Linked DNA regions of Homo sapiens: all the other regions are linked to region 2. The links are chromatin loops, found by intact Hi-C in ENCODE. Cell type or tissue: mammary epithelial cell. All regions are shown on one strand.

What was found. A loop is a pair of places that touch in the nucleus more often than their neighbours do. Peaks named below come from ENCODE experiments on the same cell type or tissue, not always from the same donor. Only the 100,000 strongest peaks of a DNase experiment are listed, where the experiment ranks them.
Region 1: it touches region 2 in a loop (14-fold over the local background); 41 of 110 quality-filtered maps call a loop at or near these places.
Region 3: it touches region 2 in a loop (11-fold over the local background); 8 of 110 quality-filtered maps call a loop at or near these places.
Region 4: a loop joins it to region 2, with 21 times the contacts of the local background. A loop is called at or near these places in 32 of 110 quality-filtered maps.

Annotation. Positions count from the first base shown.
Region 1 is chrX:15,346,306-15,351,305 of GRCh38, reverse strand. It overlaps VEGFD (vascular endothelial growth factor D), which reads left to right. Exons shown (of 7, transcript NM_004469.5): 6 at 3,947-4,142. It overlaps PIR-FIGF (PIR-FIGF readthrough), which reads left to right. Exons shown (of 15, transcript NR_037859.2): 14 at 3,947-4,142. Among named protein-coding and RNA genes, the nearest start is that of PIGA, 13 kb to the right of the region's middle. In mammary epithelial cell, a CTCF peak has its summit at 2,075 (motif pointing left); a DNase peak (open chromatin) is centred at 2,055.
Region 2 is chrX:15,562,882-15,567,881 of GRCh38, reverse strand. ACE2 (angiotensin converting enzyme 2) reads left to right here. Exons shown (of 18, transcript NM_001371415.1): 15 at 56-156; 16 at 1,513-1,629; 17 at 3,664-3,858. Among named protein-coding and RNA genes, the nearest start is that of ACE2, 36 kb to the left of the region's middle. In mammary epithelial cell, CTCF peaks have their summits at 1,427 and 2,457; a DNase peak (open chromatin) is centred at 2,511; H3K27ac peaks cover 433 bases.
Region 3 is chrX:15,297,966-15,302,965 of GRCh38, reverse strand. ASB11 (ankyrin repeat and SOCS box containing 11) reads left to right here. Exons shown (of 7, transcript NM_080873.3): 2 at 159-238. Among named protein-coding and RNA genes, the nearest start is that of ASB11, 15 kb to the left of the region's middle. RefSeq lists an enhancer at 4,445-4,739. In mammary epithelial cell, a CTCF peak has its summit at 2,820 (motif pointing left); no DNase peak of the experiment used is centred here.
Region 4 is chrX:15,468,944-15,473,943 of GRCh38, reverse strand. All of the region lies in intron 3 of PIR (pirin), which reads left to right. The region is part of intron 2 of PIR-FIGF (PIR-FIGF readthrough); the gene reads left to right. Among named protein-coding and RNA genes, the nearest start is that of PIR-FIGF, 20 kb to the left of the region's middle. In mammary epithelial cell, a CTCF peak has its summit at 2,752 (motif pointing left); a DNase peak (open chromatin) is centred at 2,733; H3K27ac peaks cover 1,631 bases.

The DNA.
Region 1 (5,000 bases), 220 kb after region 2:
CTACTAAAAATACAAAAAAAAAATTAGCCGGGCGTAGTGGCGGGCGCCTGTAGTCCCAGCTACTTGGGAGGCTGAGGCAGGAGAATGGCGTGAACCCGGGAGGCGGAGCTTGCAGTGAGCCGAGATCCCGCCACTGCACTCCAGCCTGGGCAACAGAGCGAGACTCCGTCTCAAAAAAAGAAAAAAAAAAAAAAGAAAACCAGCCGGGCCAACATGGCGAAATCCCATCTCTACTACTACTAAAAAAAAAAAAAAAAAAAAAAAAAAAAAAAAAAAAATAGCTGGGCATGGTGATGTGCGCCTGTAGTCCCAGCTACTCAGGAGGCTGAGGCATGAGAATCTCTTGAACCTGGGAGGCAGAGGTTGCAGTGAGCCGAGGTCATGCCACCGCACTCGGGCCTGGATGACAGAGTGAGACTCTGCCTCCAAAAAAAGAAAGAAAGAAAGAAAGAGAGAAAGAGAAAAAGAAAAGAAAAGAAAGAGAGAGAGAGAGAAAGAAAGAAAGAAAAGAAAAGAAAGAGAGAGAAAGAAAGAAAGAAAAGAAAGAAAAAGAAAGGAAGGAAGGAAGGATAGAAAGAAAGAAAGAGAAAGAAAGTAAGTTACTGTGGGAAGGGCAATATACTTAGAGCTTAAAGGCTCTAGCTGAGGATTTCCTGGCACAAAGCCTCTGAGACAGTTTTGTACGGAGGAGGTTTGTAGGCAGGCACAAGGCATTAAAGGGTAAAGAGAGAGGCAGCAGACCACAGCGCAGTTGCTAAGAGGCATCAGCCTAAGCCAATGGGAAGTTGAAGCTGGGAACCCCTGCGGGGGTAAGTCTTAAATCTAGGTGAAGAGGCTGAGCCCTGTAGACCGTTCATTGGCTGCCTTGGAGAGGGGATGTAGCCTTAGGAGAGGCAGCTTATTTCTGCTGGAGATAATTCTTGGGAAGGCACTCAGCCAGTACACGTGTGTAGAGGGTGGTAAGAAGAATAGGGAAGAAGAGAAGTGCTGTTCTAAGCAGCGGGTATATGAGCACTCAGGGCTGGAGGTGAGAGAACATACTGGAAGAAGTTCAGCATGGTGGGGATATAATGGGTGGGGACATAATGGGGAAGGGGCTGGTTAGATGTGAGAGAAGAAGCTGGACAGGCTCACAGGGGCAAAGCAGAAGGACCTTGTAATTCTTGCATGGGAGCTTGGATGTGATACTAAGGACAAAGGGAAACCACACAACTGGCTAAAGCAGGAGAGTGACAGTACCCATTAGAATTTTAACAAAATCATATCAGCAACAGTGTAGAAGAGGATGTGTTGACTCGGGGCAGGGAAGGAGGCAGGAAACCTTTTGGGAAGTTGTAGCAATGATGTAAGTGAGAGGCGCAGGGTGGACTGGATCACAATTGTTTCTCATTCTCATCTCCTATAAGTCCCCAATGTGGATCAAGTTCACATTCATTTCTCCAGTGGCCCCATCAAATTGATGGGATTTACTGAGCTTACTGCTCACTATACTTTTTTTCCGCACATGTGACTGTTAAGCCAACTGCCTTTTCTACAGTGACTTCTCTTGCCCAGATGAGCACATTTAGGTTAGTGAATCCAAGTCTAATTTAATTGAGTCTTGTTAGAGTCAGGTCATTGCTCTAAATTGTTAAAACAAACGATATACACAAACACACACACACACAAAAGAATAAATTGAGGAGGTCCCAATTCTGTATTTTAAAATACTTAATATATCCCTTCCTTCTTGAAGAGAGCTACAATTTCAAGAATTTATTTTGAAAAAATTCTATCAGTTTATTGATAAAAATGGTAAAAGGAACAAAGCTGAGAACAGAACATATCATCAGACTCTCTAGGGACGGAAATCAATACATAATACTTCAAGATATCACCCTCAGCTACTTGCTGTTCCACCACCAGTTCTCTTGCATCCAGTTTTTGTTTCTTTTAACTTGGCTATAAGGATGTGAGCACAGACTCTGCCAAACAGCCTGCTGAAGTTCTGCAAACACCTTGTGGATTGTGTTTCCCTGAACAACCCTGTCCAACAATGGCCTTGGGCCTGTCTGAAGTATTCTTAGTGAACTTCTGCTGCCACCTAGTGATCATTGCGAATTTTTAAAAAGCCTCTTTATCCTTTAACAAGTTACTCTTGTCTTACCCCAAAGCGGCATCTGCCTCACTGGCATATGACTTACAGAGCTCACATTTTCCCTCTCCACAAAGTTCAAAATGGAGACTTCTCAGATTTAGCCTTCCAGCACCCATTCTCAAACGTCGTGCATTACAGAAAAGTTTAAACTATAAAGTTGAACCGCACGAGATTCTCATTTTGATATGTCATTAAAGTCAGATATTGGCAAGAACATATGGTTTAACCCAATGGCTTGGAATGCTGGATGGGATTCCCAGAAGCTCCATACATCGGCCTGCTTCAGGACCCTTTTATTACACCAAATAAACCCAACAAACATCCATCGAGTGCCTATTTTATATCAGAACAATGAGACCTGCTCCTTCTCCTTCAGGACATTTTACTTAATGGGGGAAACATACAAGTAAACAGACAAATGTAATCAGTGCAAGAAAGAATCGGACAGCAATATGCACAGGATAAGGACACTTAGCTAAACCTGCAGACATTGGGAAAGATGTCAGGGAAAAGGGATGGCAGAAGGAAAGACAAGGCCAAAGGCATGGGACTGGGAGGCACTGGAATATCAGGGCAACAGAAAGTGCTGTCATTTGGTATAAATGGAACACACAGGATATATGAAAGCAAGAAACAGAAGATGAGTCTGTGAGGTTACTATGATCCAGTTCATGGAGGGCCTTGTATGTCCTGGTGGGAAAATTGGTTTTTATTGTGGGAAGGGAACCTTTTAATGCATTCAAAGCAGTGGAATGAAGTGATTTGGTTTGCATTTGTTAATCATGTGAAGAAGAATAGGTTGGAGGGATAAAACTTGTGGTGGTGAGATGAGTGACAGAGCGACAGCCATCTACAAAAGAAACACAAGGTACAGACTGAATTGTGGGAGTGGTAGTGGGGATGGAAAATAAAGAACAAATTTAGAGAGGCAGAACTGAGTGGACATGATGCTCAGACTTACCAGAGCAGGTGAGTCAAGAATGATGTCACCATTCCCTAAATGAGGCAAACTGGGAGAGAAGCAGATTTGGGGAGAAAACTACTAAACATGTACGTCCCTCCAAAACCTTCAAGAATGCTAAAGGGACAGAGTCAAGTTCTTCCAAAGTTTCTGTCTCTTCCATTTATTTTGCAATGAATTTCAACTTGTTAATCAGAAATGGATTTGGAGTAGTAGCTATTCAATTGTTTTATACACCTTCTAGAAGAAATATTTGTCAGATGAGTATGTCAAAAACTTCTCAGACCCTCCCCTTTACTTGAATGTATCTTCCAGCAGATGTTGGTGGAATCAAAGTTCATTATTACTCCTATATCTTTTATACTAGTGTTATGATCTGCAGTGAGGACATGCATTGCTATTGCTACGCCTGGCCTGGAATGTCTGAGGTGTATTTCTACAACACCAATTATTTTGTGTGTCTCTCCTTTTAATCTCCACCAAAAAATGGAGACAGCTAGATTCATAACCCTTAGACATCCTATATTTTATTACTAATACTTGGTTGTGGAAGTTTGCATTCTAAACAAGTCATCAACATAAAAATCTCTAAAAATATTTTATGAAAAATATTCAGCTTATGATATTTTAAAAATCACAAACCTAAGAAAACACACAAACCTGTGTTTGTATTGTGAAATCAGAGGTTAATCTTCCTCACCCTGTGAAAAAATTAGGGGCATAAATCTATAGGAAGGAGATTGGGTGAATCCAAGTTACTTACGGATGACATAAAAGATACAATCAACTTTGGTGATCCAATTGCCACACTACAACTATCTGACCAACACGTTTCTGTTTCTCTTTAGACCACTCTCATCTCCAGGAACCAGCTCTCTGTGGGCCACACATGATGTTTGACGAAGATCGTTGCGAGTGTGTCTGTAAAACACCATGTCCCAAAGATCTAATCCAGCACCCCAAAAACTGCAGTTGCTTTGAGTGCAAAGAAAGTCTGGAGACCTGCTGCCAGAAGCACAAGCTATTTCACCCAGACACCTGCAGGTAAATGCCTTGAGTTGTCTTGCCTTTACTCATGACATTTAACGTAGATGCCATTTTAATTTGGTGGGATTCCTTAGTAAGCTAATTTTTCCCCTTGGTGCCTGAGTCCCTTTTGGATAATAGAACAGAGGTTTAGCAGCTAAGGAATAAGCAAGAGTATACCGAGTCATGATTAATCATGAAAATAAGAAAATCAATCCTGCCTGTTATTATGTGTGTAGAGCTTTTTTTTTTTAGACGGAGTCTCGCTCTGTCTCCAGGCTGGAGTGCAGTGGCGTGATCTGGGCTCACTGCAACCTCCGTCTCTCTGGTTCAAGGGAGTCTCCTGCCTCAGCCTCCCAAGTAGCTGGGATTACAGGCACGTGCCACCACACCCAGCTAATTTTTGTATTTCAGTAGAGACGGGGTTTCACCATGTTGGCCAGGATAGTCTTGATCTCCTGACCTCATGATCCACCCGTCTCGGCCTCCCAAAGTGCTGGGATTACAGGCATGAGCCACCGCGCCCACCCGGGGTTTAGAGCTCTTAAACAACAATGAAATTGGTAAAATTTAAGCAGTTATTAGGATATTGCTTAATAATAATATTTTAGGAAGGGGAGGTTTCAGATCATCAACCTGTTTAGTTCAATCTCTCATTGTTTATGTCTATATATGTTTGTTTTTTTCTTTAATGGAGGGAATATCATTGGATTTATATAGCAAGTAATTTATTCATGAATAGAACACTTGGAGGTTACTGATTCACTTCAGTAGATTTTGAATCCATGTGGGATAACCATGCAGGATTTTATACTGACATTTTAAATACATGTCTGGAAAACTTAATCAAATCAGAGCAGAGTTATTCTTTTGAAT
Region 2 (5,000 bases):
TTATAAATGTGTCTTACGAGTCCCTCTGAGCAGTGTCTTTCTTCTGAATTTGCAGTATGAATGGAACGACAATGAAATGTACCTGTTCCGATCATCTGTTGCATATGCTATGAGGCAGTACTTTTTAAAAGTAAAAAATCAGATGATTCTTTTTGGGTGAGTTGATTTGCTGGGTTCTCAAATTACTCCAACTAGGATTTCTCTTACTCTTGAGTCTGAGGAGATACTCTGCCTAAACTTTTCTTCAAGTGAAATTGATAAAAATCTCCTAGTAACTTATACTTCTTTGGTATTGTGGAATTTGGGTGACTCCATAGAGGGCTGATCGTGCCTTATTTGACTGGTAAATTGCAAGAGTATTGTTCTTACTAAACAGCTGTCACTCTCTTCTCAGAATGCTCTCATACACCCTCAGCACTGAAAGAAAAAAAAGGCAGAACTTCCTGCCTTCATTGACCTATATTCTAGTATGTATGTTGTGTATGTGTCTATGTGTGTAATATGTAAGTGAAATATAGAGTTACAAGGTACTAAGTGCTAGGAGAAAAATATAAAAGGGTCTGGGGAGGGCTGGTGTGTGTGTGTGTGTGTTGGGCAGGGGGTAGGTCAATTTTAACCAAAATGGTCAGAAAAGACGTCACTAATACTTGAACAAGTATATGAAGCAGGAGAGAGGGAGAGAGAGAGCGAGAGAGCGAGAGAGCGAGAGCGAGAGCCAGCAATGCAGACAATGGGGAAAGTGTCTCAGCTGGGGGAAACAGCAGGTGCAGACCCTGAGGAAGGAATATCCTCAGCCTGTTAAAGGAACAGCAAGGAGGCCAGTGTGGCTGGAGCAGATTAGAAGACAAGTGGAGACATGGCCAGGACGATGTTAGGGCATAGAGGAAGGAGGGAGAGACAAAAGGTCATGTGGGCCTTGAAGGCCATTCTAAGGACTTTGGCTTTTATTCTGAGTTAGATGAGTAGTCACTCAAGGGCTATGAGCCACATGATCTACCTTATTTTGTGCTAGGATCGCTTGACAGCTGTGAGAGCACAGTCCTGTCACATCATATGGTAGACCCCACTCATTACCTTCATCCATGGGTGCAACACGACGTTTTCTGCTGGGTAGGACCAGGTTGTGGGTGTAAATCCGTGTGTGGTACTCAGCCATTTCTGCCCACCACATTGTTTGCCACAATCCTGGGCCACCGATTATTCCTTGTTGATTCTCCTGCTGTTTTCAGTTTGGAAATTTTCTATAATTGAAAAAGATGTGGGTTTTATATAAAGGCAGAACAAATAGTGCCAAAACTTGATATCACAATTTTTATGTAGTTGATTTCATGTGCTTTGGGCAGCATTAATGTTTTTTTTGACAATTACATCCTCTCATTGTTTGCCCTCCCCCATGTCTCTCTATCCTGTGATTCTCTCTCTAATCTCCTTTTCACCAGCAGGGGAAGTCTTCATTCTCTTGATTGTGTCCTCTGTGCCACAAGTGAAGATGTTTGTTTTGTTTCTCTACAGGGAGGAGGATGTGCGAGTGGCTAATTTGAAACCAAGAATCTCCTTTAATTTCTTTGTCACTGCACCTAAAAATGTGTCTGATATCATTCCTAGAACTGAAGTTGAAAAGGCCATCAGGTGACATTTTACTTTCATCTAAGGGTGAGGGGGTTACCAAATACAACAACAATAACCAGTATTTTGTGTGTTCTTCCTGTGTGCCAAGCATTATTCTGAGTCATTTACATGTGTTACCTCATGCTACAAACTCCACGTAATTCCAGAAGGATCCCACAGCAGGGGAATAATCTTGATTTGAGTTCCGCCAGATGTAGGCTCTTACAAAAGGGAAGAAAAACTATAGATTACATGTTATCAAGCAAGTTACCACTATGGGCAACTAGAGCTCAGTCCTGCTGGGAAATGTGGAGAGACTGTGTAGAATGTGCACCTGAATTGTCCCATCAGAGGGCTGAGGAAGCTGGGGTATTTATTTACCACCTCCCATCAGTTATTGGCTGAGAACTGCTTCCAGGTGGCATTAATTCCCCAGCATTTCAGCCCTGCAGGCAGGGCAGATCTTGTGGTCTGAGAATGCTCTCTGGTAAAGGGGAGCAGGTGCTGGTTGAAGAAAGTCTGGCTAGAACTCATGGAAAATAGTAAGTGCAGAAGGGACGTGGACAGGTATTGCCATCATTTGCTCTCAGGACTTTGATGTAGGATTCATTTAACTGCCCAAATCCTGAAACAAGGTAGGCAAGTACAGGATTCCTTACATATTGCTTGGCCTCTATGCTAGGTGAGGGACTTGCAATGAATGTTTAGAAGAAACAGTTTGTCCAATTTGCCTCAATTGTTTCCCACAACAGACAGCAGGAGCGAAGAATGGATTGACCTTGCAGATGGTTTCCTGTCATTATAAAAAGGCTTAATATACCTACTGCTTCTGGGCAGCTCACTAGGTGGCCCTCTCGAGCTGCGTCAGAGTCCTGTTTAACTTCGGAAGCAGATCTAAGACCTGCTGGGCAGGGTGTGCCTAGAAAATCTGGCTTGGTTGGAGTGTATGACCCAACTGTGCCCAGAGACTCACTCACTTCCTCCAGAAGACTTGTGTCTGTCTTGGGAAAAACTTCTGGCTGAGATCTTTATGAAAAAGCTCAGCCTTCCTGGATACTCAGCTGCAAGCTACAGGGGACCTCAGACTCTCTGTTTCCAGGATGACTCTTTTCAGATCTTTTCTGGCTGAGGTTGCCAGGGGTTACCTGACTAATTCTGCGTTGATCTCTCTCTCTCTCTCTGGTGGACTCTGACCTCCTGACCTGGGCTATACCCAAGGGTAGGAAGATGAGATGCCAGACACTTTGGTCTTTGATCCAGAATGTTCTCCATATCATTGTTTTTTTTTTTCTTTAAACAATCTTTATCCTTTTGCCTCCATAAAAGTAAGCCATTTCCCATCCCAGTGCTGAAGAAACTGGCAAAGGTCCCTTTCTTATGTGCCTCCCCAGTGCTACCTCCAAATGCCAATACCTTTTATTTGGAAAATACTACTATAGAGACTTGGTCATAGGACCTGATTCATTTGTATAATAGAAGAGGTGTATCCAATTATCCGTTTCCATTATTTGATATAAAGTCATTGTAGATGTACTCTGACAGAAGGGAAATTCTTGCCAAATATGATAACTTTGCCCTTAAACACAGCAGTCACAAATGAATAAATGCCAACCATTTATACATTTCCACACTTACAACTCAATTTTCCAATGGAGCTGTTGATGAACCTAATCTAGGTTGCAAGGCATGAAAGATGCATAATTGTCAAAGACTTATATCTTTAATTAGACCTATTTACTTTGCTCTTATGATTTTAGGTGTATATTCCTTTTTTTTTTTTTTGAAACAGAGTCTTGCTCTGTCACCTAGGCTAGAGGGCAGTGGCACAATCTCGGCTCACTGCAACCTCTGCCTCCCGGGTTCAAGCGATTCTCCTGCCTCAGCCTCCCAAGTAGCTGGGACTACAGACATGCGCCACCATGCCTGGCTAGGTGTATATTCTTATGATAAGCTCTATTATATCCTTTCAGGAACAATGATATAAACAGTAAATAACTACACACAATTTTATTTTGTCTAAGTGTCCCCTTTGCTGTTTTTTGCTTTTGCAAATAGGATGTCCCGGAGCCGTATCAATGATGCTTTCCGTCTGAATGACAACAGCCTAGAGTTTCTGGGGATACAGCCAACACTTGGACCTCCTAACCAGCCCCCTGTTTCCATATGGCTGATTGTTTTTGGAGTTGTGATGGGAGTGATAGTGGTTGGCATTGTCATCCTGATCTTCACTGGGATCAGAGATCGGAAGAAGTAAGTGGCCTTTCCTAGACTTAACTATCCAAAAATAGAAAGATTTAGAGAACAGTAACTGGAAAATTTTCAGTAAGTGGTAGATTGTATAGACCAATTACTTAGTTGGACAATTTTGCAACTAAATACTCTGATGCATTCCCTAGAAATTTAATAGATCAGCAGTTCATCTTCCTAGTAAGCCCACACAGTAAGTATCTGGCCTGGGATTTATTAGCATGCCCTAGTAAACTCCATCCCAGCCACAGTGTCATTTCCCTCCTACAAAGAGGCACTGCAAACTCAGCAGGTATGGGTGGGCTCAGGGAATGGTTTTCACTGCTCTCACTGCTGAATCCTTTTCAGTCTAAAAGTGGGGACTGGATTGCTGGAGACTGGATTGCTGATGGGTTTGAACCGTGAAATTGTTCAAGAATGGGCTGTGAGATTTCTTTGAAACTGCTACTCTTGGTTTTTTGTTTGTTTGTTTGTTTGTTTGTTTGAGACAGAGTCTTGCTCTGTCACCCAGGCTGGAGTGCAGTGGTGCAACCATAGTTCACTGCAACCTCGATTTCCCAGGCTCAAGTGATCGTCCCACCTCAGCTTCCTGAGTAGCTGGGACTACAGGGGTGTGCCACCACACCCAGCTAATTTTTGTATTTTTTGTGGAGACAGGGTTTTGTCATGTTGCCCAAGCTTTTCTTGAACTCCTGAGTTCAAGCAATCCGCCTGCCTCGCCCTCCAGTGCTGGGATTACAGGCGTGAGCCACCGTGCCCTGCCCAAACTGCTACTCTTTACTCAGCTTTATTTCTCACCGGGTAGCTCAGACTCTATGTCATTCTCTTAGTTCATGGTTAGGCACGTTCTAATTTGTTCCTGAACTGAAGATCAAAGTTCATTGAGGATTTAAATTACCAGAGACCTGATTTCTAGTCTTGCTTTGCTACTAGATGTTTTTCTTCTGTCCTTAAGAAATTGACTCTTGCTGGGCTTATGGAATGAAGGTTAATATTTTATAGCACCTAACAAAACTCTATGCACACCTCAGCTTGTTTAAACATATTCTTGATTGAATCTCTATATTTGCTAGTCTATTTTGCTCAATTTTCTTCACTATAGAGATTTTTCGTTTCTCCAAAATAGCTCCATCTAAAATATTAGG
Region 3 (5,000 bases), 260 kb after region 2:
CCCTGAAAGTGGCTGACGAGAGAGCCTGATGCGTGATACCTGCTTCCCTCCTCTTCCCTCCTCTTCCCCCAAACCTCCTCTCACAGTGGGTGGGCAGCATGGACAAGTTACAGGAAGAAGTCTCCAGGCCTTGACTTTGAGCTTGATTTGTGTTTCAGATTGCTGGGCTGATCGATCCCCACTTCATGAAGCTGCAGCTCAGGGGCGCTTACTGGCCCTTAAAACTTTAATTGCACAAGTAAGTGAACTGAAGACTTGATCCTTCATGCTTATGCTATAATTACACATCATTCTTTATTAGCTTTGGCTGTAGCAGAGGTGTGGCTCACCCTATCCAGGTCCCACCATTGCCATTCGAGGCACGTATGTCCTCTCATACCTCACTGCCTCTCCTCCTCCTGCCTCTCCTTTCCTGGAGAGCTCCTTCATTTTCAGCCCAGTTCCCTCCTTTTCCTCTGGGCCTTCCTTTACCTCATAAGAAGTTTCCCTATGAGGAATGATAGAGAATGCTCTCAAATGTTTGTTGCACTAACTCACCTCATGCTCTTCCAGCATGCATTAGCACCAGCAGTCCTGAAGCTAAGTTAGTCAGCTATTGCTGCCTAAAAAATGACCTCAAAGCATAATGGCTGAAAACAACAGAAACTTGGATTTTCATGGTTTCTGTGGGCCAGGGAGCAGCTTAGCTAGGTGATTCTGGCTCTGGGTCTCTCACAGGCTGCCACGTGTCAGCCAGGGCTGCAGTCATCTCATGGCTCAAGGCGGGCAGGATCTGCTTTCAAACTCACTCACGTGGTTGTTGGGAAACCTCAATTCCTTGCCACATGAGCCTCTCCACAGGGCTGTGTCATGAGATGGCAGCTGGCTTCTCTCAGAGAGAGTGCAAGAGGTACCTAAGAAGGAAGTCACAGTTGTTTTATAACCTCATCTCCGAAGTGACATTCTGTCACTTCTGCCATATTCTACTCATTAGGTGTGAGTCAACAAGTCCAGCCCACACTCAAGGGGCAGGGATTATACAAGGGAGGCAATACCTGGATTCCAGGATTACTGGGTGCTATCTTAGAGGCTGCCTATCCCAATGATACACTATTTTAAGAACAAGCATTAAAATAGGTTGACAATGGGTAAATCTGACTCCCCAGGGAACATTTATTGAAGTCTTAGTTATGAAGGCTACTTTATTTATATTTATGACTACATCCCCAGCACCTTGAAAAATGAGTAGGGGCCTGGTAAGTATTTGTGAAATGAATGAATGAAAGTGTGCAGGCTCCATTTGCTTTGTATGTTTTAGGGTCTACATTTATACAGAGGAGGTAAGCCATCATGTCTTTCTTCCACAACTAGGCAATCATCTGGCTTTCTTGCTACTTTGAATTTAAACCACTGGGTGCACTGCTCTCTCTCTCTCTTTTTCTTTCTCTCTCTCTCTCTGTCTCTCTCTCTCTGTCTGTGTGTGCATGTGTATGTATTTTTCATTTATTTGTTTTTTGATTTCTCCTTTATGAGTTGTGTTACTTCTTAAAAAGTAGAGGTAAATGGAAATCAGCACTGCCAGCAATGATCAAATGAACTTTGTACCTGATTTTATCACTTGCTTATTTATTTTTAAGTACTTTAAATTGGATGTGATTTGATTATTTTTAATAGGTAATATATTCACATAGTTCAAAAATTACAATTATTTAAAAAGGTGGACTGGCCGGATGTGGTGGCTCACGCCTGTAATCCTAGCACTTTAGGAGGCCAAGGTGGGTGGATCACCTGAGGTCAGGAGTTCGAGACCAGCCTGGGCAACATGGTGAAACCCCATCTGTACTAAAAGTACAAAAATTAGCCAGGCGTGGTGGTGGGCGCCTATAATCCCAGCTACTTGGGAGGCTGAGGCAGGAAAATCGTTTGAACCTGGCGGGGTGGAGGTTGCAGTGAACCGAGATCGCGTCACTTCACTCCAGCCTGGGTGAAAGAGTGAAACTCTGTCTCAATAAAATAAATAAATAAATAAAATTAAAAAGGTGCACAATGAAACGTCTTGCACCCACCTCTTCTCTCTCAGTCTCCCACCCACCTCTTCTCTCTCAGTCTCCCACCTCAATACTTTCATTGGTATATTTTTAATAGGCTTTTTAAATTTTTGTATAATTTTAAAGAAGAGTTGAAAAGGATACAGACAGTTCCCATATACACTGTACCCTTCACCCAACTTCCTTTAATATTGACATCTTACATAGCTATGGTACATTAGTCAAAAATACGAAGTTAACATTGATACAATACCACTGACTAAACTGCACACTATTGTGATTTCACCAGTTTTTCCTCTCATGTCCTATTTCTGTTCCAGGATCCCACATTGCACTAACTATACTTAATAAGCATATTAGCTTCAATAATATGGTTAAATGTGTAAGGGGGCATTCTTTATACAAAAGTTCAACTTTTTCTTTTACACCCCTACTTCTTTACTCTTATACACTGTTAAAAAATGTATTTGTCTACTTTTATAAACTTTATTTTACATTTAGATAATATGATCGATGTGAGTAAAACATTAAACCGATATGAGTAAAACATTAAGCTAATGTGAGTAAATGTGAGTAAAACATTAAACCAAGATTCAGGAGCTCTTGGTTACACTGCTGGCTGTCACTGACAACCAGTCTTAAAAAGTATTTGAACATTCTACTCCTCCATTTTCTCATGCACAATTGAGGTGATCCACTCTAGATGATCTTTCAGGCCTTTCCAGCATCACATTTCTACAATTTCAGGGATTCTGAGATTTTGCACCGTAACAGTTTTTTCTAGCACACTTCTGCCACCTTGTGGACTAGTCTGTTTTTTCTTATTTTCTCAAAAGGAAAAGAAAAATGAAAAGACTTTTTCTAACTCTTATTAGATGCCCAGTTTGAAATATGTAGCACAGATCTAGAGTAATGATGTCATATTCAGGACATGAAAATAGACAGAATTCAGGAGTCAAAAAGAGGCCTTATGATGAAGGGACAATTCTGGGAAATCACAGCTGCTGGCCACAGCAAGGATGCAGCCAGAGATCTGGCAGGAGATGGTGGCCGTGTAAGTAGGAGTTCGGGGTTCAGGGTCATGGCATTGGGTTTTGGAAGCTTTCAGTTGGTCAGTTACAAGGCATAGGATCAAAAGCAGGACTCGGCTGGGAAGGACAGACCAGGGACCTAATTCCTTTTATAAATCAAAAATAAAATTCTAAGCACCCCCTCTCCAACCATCTGAATGTACCCCTCCTCTCAGCCAGGGCATTCCAAAACTAACCTGAAAAACTGGTTCAGGCCATGACAGGAAAGGGGGGTTGAACATGCCTCATTATACCCTCCTCCCTTTTGGAACTCAGGAAAAGATGACCAGAATTTAACATCAACACAGACCTTAAGTCTGATAAGAAACATTTACAATCTATTCTCTCTGAAGCCTGCTACCTGGAGGCTTCATCCACATGATAAAACTTTTGTCTCCACAACCCCTTATTGTAACCCAGACAGACATTTCTATTGATAATAACTCTTTCAACCAATTGCCAATCAGAAAAATTTTCAATCTGTCTATAATCTGGAGCCCCAGGCCCCCACTTTGAGTTGTCCAACCTTCCCAGGCCAAACAAATGTACATTTTACATGTATTTGATTGATGTCTCATGTTTCCCTAAAATGTATAAAACTAGGCTGTGCCCTGACTACCCTGGGCACATGTTCTCTGGATCTCCTGAGAGCTTGTCACAGGCCATTGGTCACTTATATTTGGCTCAGAATAAATCTCTTCAAATATTTTATAGTTTGACTGTTTTTGTCAACACTTTTGCAGATAGAACGTGATCATCAGAGGGAGGGAAATGGTAAGAGCCAAGTTGTTAAAATCAGGTTATGAAGTCAGAGTTGTCCAGCAGCTAGGCTGACCTTGTCATCTGTCACATGGAGTCCAGGACAAGGAAGGGGACACATGGTAGTATGGGGAGGGAGAATGTGTTAGGACAGGGTGGAGGCACTCATACCTGGGTGAGGAGATGAAGGTTAGGAGAAGTCCGCTGGCCCCGGACTCTAGGACTTCAGAGACCTCTGCACACAGTGGAGTCATGGCTGAAGCAGTGCTGCTACTCCACAGCACATGAATCCTAGGAGCACAGTCTACTTACTCTTAAGCCTGGGAGTTATTGTTTTGTTTCAGATCCAGCTCGACCTCCTGAACTTGTCTGCACTCCATCATCTATACCTCATACCTACTGTTATTCACAGCCACAGCAGGCCCATGCCAGCCTGTTCCTAGACTCATAGTGACATCTCTGTGGCTCTCCTTGCTTTGGTCTTACATCCCTACTCCTGCAATCAACCCTCCATGCTGCTACCAGTAAGCTTCTAAAAAGGCTAATCTATTAGCTCCAGACCCTCCGCAGCCTAGCAGACTTCATAGGTGCTCCATTTCCTCTAAGACATGCCCTCCTTGTTTGGAAATCAAGGCCTTTCATGACCTAGCTCCAGCTTACTGTCCTCCTTTGTCTCCTCCCATCTCCTGCTTCTACTTTCTGTGGGTTCTTTCTGTTCCAGAAATCCGACTGTGGCCCTGCCACAGGAAGCAACAGGAAGCAACAGGAAATAACTTCCTGTTGCTTCCTGAATTTGCAGTTTCTATTCTCTCCTAATGGCATACTCTTTCTTGGTCTTCACAGCTTGAAACATTTTATGCTTCAAGTCTTAGCTAAATACTACCTCATTTGCAAGGTTTTTCTTACTCCCCAAGCCAGATTCAAGGATATCCTATGCTCCCAAACTAATTTTGGACATGCTTCCAGTATAGCAATATTCTTGCTCTTTTGTCTTTCATTTCTGCCTCCCCAGTAGGCTCTGGGAGAAGAGAGACCCATGTCATAAGTTTTGAAGACCCAGGTCCTAGTACATTACCTGCTCCAGAATGCAGAATTAACATTCTTTTGGATAAATGAATGTGAGGCTGTCATGCTGTCTTTAGGC
Region 4 (5,000 bases), 94 kb after region 2:
ACTCTATTTATGGGAAAAATCCAAAGTAAGAAGAAAGGCTTATTAACAAATGTTTATTCTGGTACAGTTTTTAAAAAATAAAAAACAGAGGCTGGGCGCGGTGGCTCACGCCTGTAATCCCAGCACTCTGGGAGGCCGAGGCGGGCGGATCATGAGGTCAGGAGTTCGAGACCAGCCTGGCCAACATGGTGAAACCTTGTCTCCACTAAAAATACAAAAATTAGCTGGGTGTGGTGGCAGGCGCCTGTAATCCCAGTTACTTGGGAAGCTGAGGCAGGAGAATCGTTTGAACCTGGGAGGCGGAGGTTGCAGTGAGCCAAGATTGCGCCATTGCACTCCACCCTGGGCAACGAGCAAGACTCTGTCTCAAAAATAGATAAATAAATAAATAAATAAAAATAAAAAAGTATTCAAAATAGTAGAGGAATAATTATATATCTAGAAATTATCTATAAGAAAATTATATATTTGAAAGATGGAATGTTATGCAGCATTATCTATAAAGACAAATATTGTAGCCAATTTAAATATTCGTCAATCATAAACTGTTTAGATTGTTTTTTTTAACCTCCACAACTAGTGACTTTTTGGATGCATAATTCTTTGCTATGGGGGGGCTGTTCCACGCATTGCAGGATGTTTAGCAACGTCCTTGGCCTCTACCCACTCGGTGCCAATTGCATCTGCCTACACCCAGTTGTGACAATAAAAAAAAGTCTCCAGACATTGTCAACTGTCCTCTGGGGGTGTGAGAGAGGGCAAAATCACCCCTGGCTGAGAACCAGTACTTTAAATATATGTGTCCAATAGCATGGCTTACCATGCAGTCATTAAGGAGAATGACATGGCTTGATAGGTCCTAATATAGAACAATCTTGATGATATTTGGAAAGTGACAGAGGCAAGGTGCACAATTCTTGTGGCATAGTGTAGCATTTATATAAAAAGCAAAAACTATGCCTTTTTTCTTTTTTAAATGGCTTATTGCCAAGTTTATTGTGGGGAAGATGGATTATTATAATGAATGATTATTTCTACAGACTATCCTGATGCAAATAAAATAAAATTACAAAATACATGTTATAGTACCCAAAGAAGATGGTGTTTAAAGAGAAAATGAACACATCATAACAGGTACAAATATGTATTTACAAAGCTTTTTAAAAAGTAGTGGTTTATGTACTTATAGGATTACACAACCATCACTGCTGATTCCAGAACACTTTCATCAGCCCAGAAAGTAAACCTGAACTCATTATCAGTCTTTTCTCATTCTTCCTTCCTCCAGCTCCTAGGAACCACACTTTCTGTCTCTATTTATTTGTCTATTCTGACTATTTTATATAAAAGGAATCATATGGTATGTGGCCTTTTGTGGTTGGTCTCTTTCACTTAGCATAATGTTTTCAAGGTTCATTCAGTTTGTAGCATATATATTTCTTTATATGCCTGACTAATATTCTATTGTATCGTATGGATATTCTATTGTATGGATAGACCACATTTTGTTATCCGGTCATCCATTGGTGGACACTTGGGTTGTTTCCATTTACACCTTTATTCATAGACTTGCCTGGATTATCTCTGAAAGGATCCCCAAGAAACTTGTAATGTGACCTCTAGGGAAGGTTAGCGGGTGACAAGGGAAAGTTGTGGACAAGATTATTGGTTTTCGCTGAACCCTTTTTTTCTCTTTGTACCTTTAGAATGTTCAGTTGTATTTGTTAATTATTTAAGAAATTCATGTTTTCAAAATTTCTTCTTCGCATACCAGCCATTCAGATATTTAAAGATGAACTGTGCCCTCATGGTTAGTGAAGGTCCTGATGATCACTTGTTCTCCAGGAACTCTTGCTGAGGCCTCCTACTTGGGTTTGCCCTCTCCAGATAAAGTGAACCTTACCTGTGTTCTATTCCTGTCAACCAGATAAGCTAATAATATATGCCATTGTGTAATGGGGATGAGGACTTTCTCTAGAAAACATCTGTGCACCATTAGAGGGGCGCATGAGATTTAGGAGTGCCTTAAATCAAAAGCATAACTTTCTCCTCCACAACACATTGCCTAGCTGAAAGGATATTAAAATAGTGAGTGCACTCATGAGTTTAGAAGTGGAGGCAGAGGACTTTCAAATTGCATGAAAGTTAGAAAATAATTAAGGAGGAACAAGATGGGTATAGTTGAAGAAGTTTCATGTTTTGAGGCAGAAGCTATCCCTTCTAACAGAAGGATCTGGGAGGGCTTCAGGGAAAATTTGCCCATTTAGTAAGGCCTTAACCAATAAGTAAGATTTGACTCTCTGGATAGTGGAGGTAAAGGTGAAAGTCGCGGTATGGGGATATAGTAGAAACAGTGAGTCATCTAATCGGGCTTACAAATGGGATGTGGAAGGATGGGAGGTGGAGGAGTATTATAGGGTCTAAAATTTTAGGTTGGGCCATTATTGGGGAAGGCCCAAGCTTCGAAGCCCAAGCTTGATCTCTAGCTATAGATGAATGAACAATATTTCACATCCTGAAACTGTCAACTTAACACAATCACGTTAAAATAAAACCATCTTTAGCCTAAAAGTTCTGCTTTTTGTGGAGTGCTGTCTATGTCAGTGGTTCTCAACTGGAGGTGATTTGTCCATCTGGGTCATATGGCAATTTCTACATTTGATCTTAGCCAAAAGCCCAAGAAGTGACTCATTTGCAATTTCTGTAGTCATTTCTGAGTGTCACAACTGGGGAGTGCTACTGCCATCTAGTGGGTAGAGGCCAGGGATGCTGCCAAACCTCCTACAGTGCACAGGCCACTTCCCACAGCAAAGAATTAAAGCCTCGTCTGTGTTAACAAGCGTAGGTCACATGAGGGAGAGTAGAAATTTAACTGAAATATTCTTTGAAAGTAGTCCAAATAAATTCCCAACAAATTTCCCTATACATCCTACCCACACCACATTGCAATTACAAACAAAAACCATTCATGTCTTAAAGGCTACATTCCAAGAGTTTTTAAGTAGAAAAATTGAGTGTTGGGGGGGTGGGGGGCCGGGGTGCGCTGGGCGCGGTGGCTCACGCCTGTAATCCCAGCACTTTTGGAGGCTAAGGCAGGTGGATCACTTGAGGTCAGGAGTTCAAGACCAGCCTGGCCAACATGGTGAAACCCCGTCTCTACTGAAAATACAAAAAATTAGCTGGGCGTGGTGGTGGGCGCCTGTAATCCCAGCTACTCGGGAGGCTGAGGCAGGAGATTCGCTTGAACTCAGGAGGTGGAGGTTGCAGTGAGCTGAGATCACACCATTGCACTCCAGCCTGGGCAACAAGAGTGAAACTCTGTCTCAAAAAAAAAAAAAAAAAAGAAAGAAAGAAAGAAAGAAAGAAAAATTGAGTGGGGGGAAATGTAATAAAGACTATAAGCCAATCATTAAAACATTATTTTATATCACCAAATATAAAATAAAGCTTTTCAAGTGAAACGAGAAATAAGTCCAAAGTAAATTAACATAGATCATTAAATGATAAAAAGCTTCATGCAAATTGTCCACACTATTAACAAAGCTGCTTCAGAGTCATCCAATCAACAGACTCTTAGAATCACAGGCCTGACTACACAGGATTAAACTTGAAGGAAATTTGCCATGCAACAGTATTAACTACTGATATATGAGAAGCTTCATATGTTGATACGTTACCTGTAAGCCTCAAAACAATCTTGAAAAGTAAAAATTGTTATCTCCCCCATTTTACACATGAGGAAACTAAGGTTCAGGGAGGCGGTGACTTGCGAAGTTCACACAGGCCATACAGAGCAAGATTTGGTGGGCCCATATGATCCCAGGCCCACATTTGTCCACTCTTTTTTGCTACCACTCCTTCTGGAACAAAGTTCCCTTTCTATATATCTGATATTTTCTCAATACTTTGACACATTCAGATGATTAAAAGATTTTTAATACCATTAGAAATGAGATTGTGCAGGTGACATAGACCATAAAACTATGAATAAACACCCCATACTCCTTCTGCCACTCACTTACTGTGGGACCTATGCTTTCATGGTCCAGGGATCTGAATTTTCCTATCTGTAAGTCCAAAATAGTGCTCTCACTTGTCCTCTGAACTTCCAGTATAATGAGGAAATGGGTTAGGTTGATTGTACCTGGCTATTTAAGGACAATCATTTACCTTACTTCTTATAGCTGCAACACTGTTCATGATCTAGTAGTAACATGATAATAAATTCATGTTTCAGTCGCTTATAACTTACTACAACCTAATTTTTCCCTCTTTCTGTATACCTTTTCTCCCCACCCTACCTTAATTTTTTCCCCCAAATTTCTTCTTTTTAAGACCCACCTGGGAGGATTCCTCCTCCACGAATTACTCCCTCATTCCTCTGGAATCTTTGTCACAATCAATCTTTCTTCTAGATTTGCTTGTACTTCTCTTTAGCTTTCATTTCTCTTGTCTGCATATTTTAGTGGTTTATCTTCTGCTAGAGTGGTAGCTCCCTGAAGGTATGGAAGCAATGACCACTGTGTTCCTTCTAGGTGATTCCTGACTTCCTGTTTGTGAGTTTGTAATGACATTTTATCTTGGGTGGGCCAGAACGAAAGAAAGAAAAAGAAAGGGGAGGGAGGAATGATTAGCAAAGTAGTGGGCCTTTTCCTAGAGATAAATTTATTTTATTTAAAAGACTGTTCTTTATTCAGATATTGCTATTCTTCCTTTTTTTGGTTGTTAGAATGGCCTTTCTTTTATGAAATGATGACCATAGTAGATAATTTTTACCTTTCACAATCTGAATTTAAAAGTTGGCACCCCCACCCACCATTGAGGAGTATTCTATAAAATACTTCACCAGTACTCTTCAAAATTATCAAGCTCATGAAAAACAAGGAAAGAGTGAGAAACTGTCACAGATGGAAGAAACCAAGGGGACATGATGACATGGATCCTGAACCAAAAATGGATATTCATAGAAAAACTGGTGAAAGCCACATAAGTGATATACT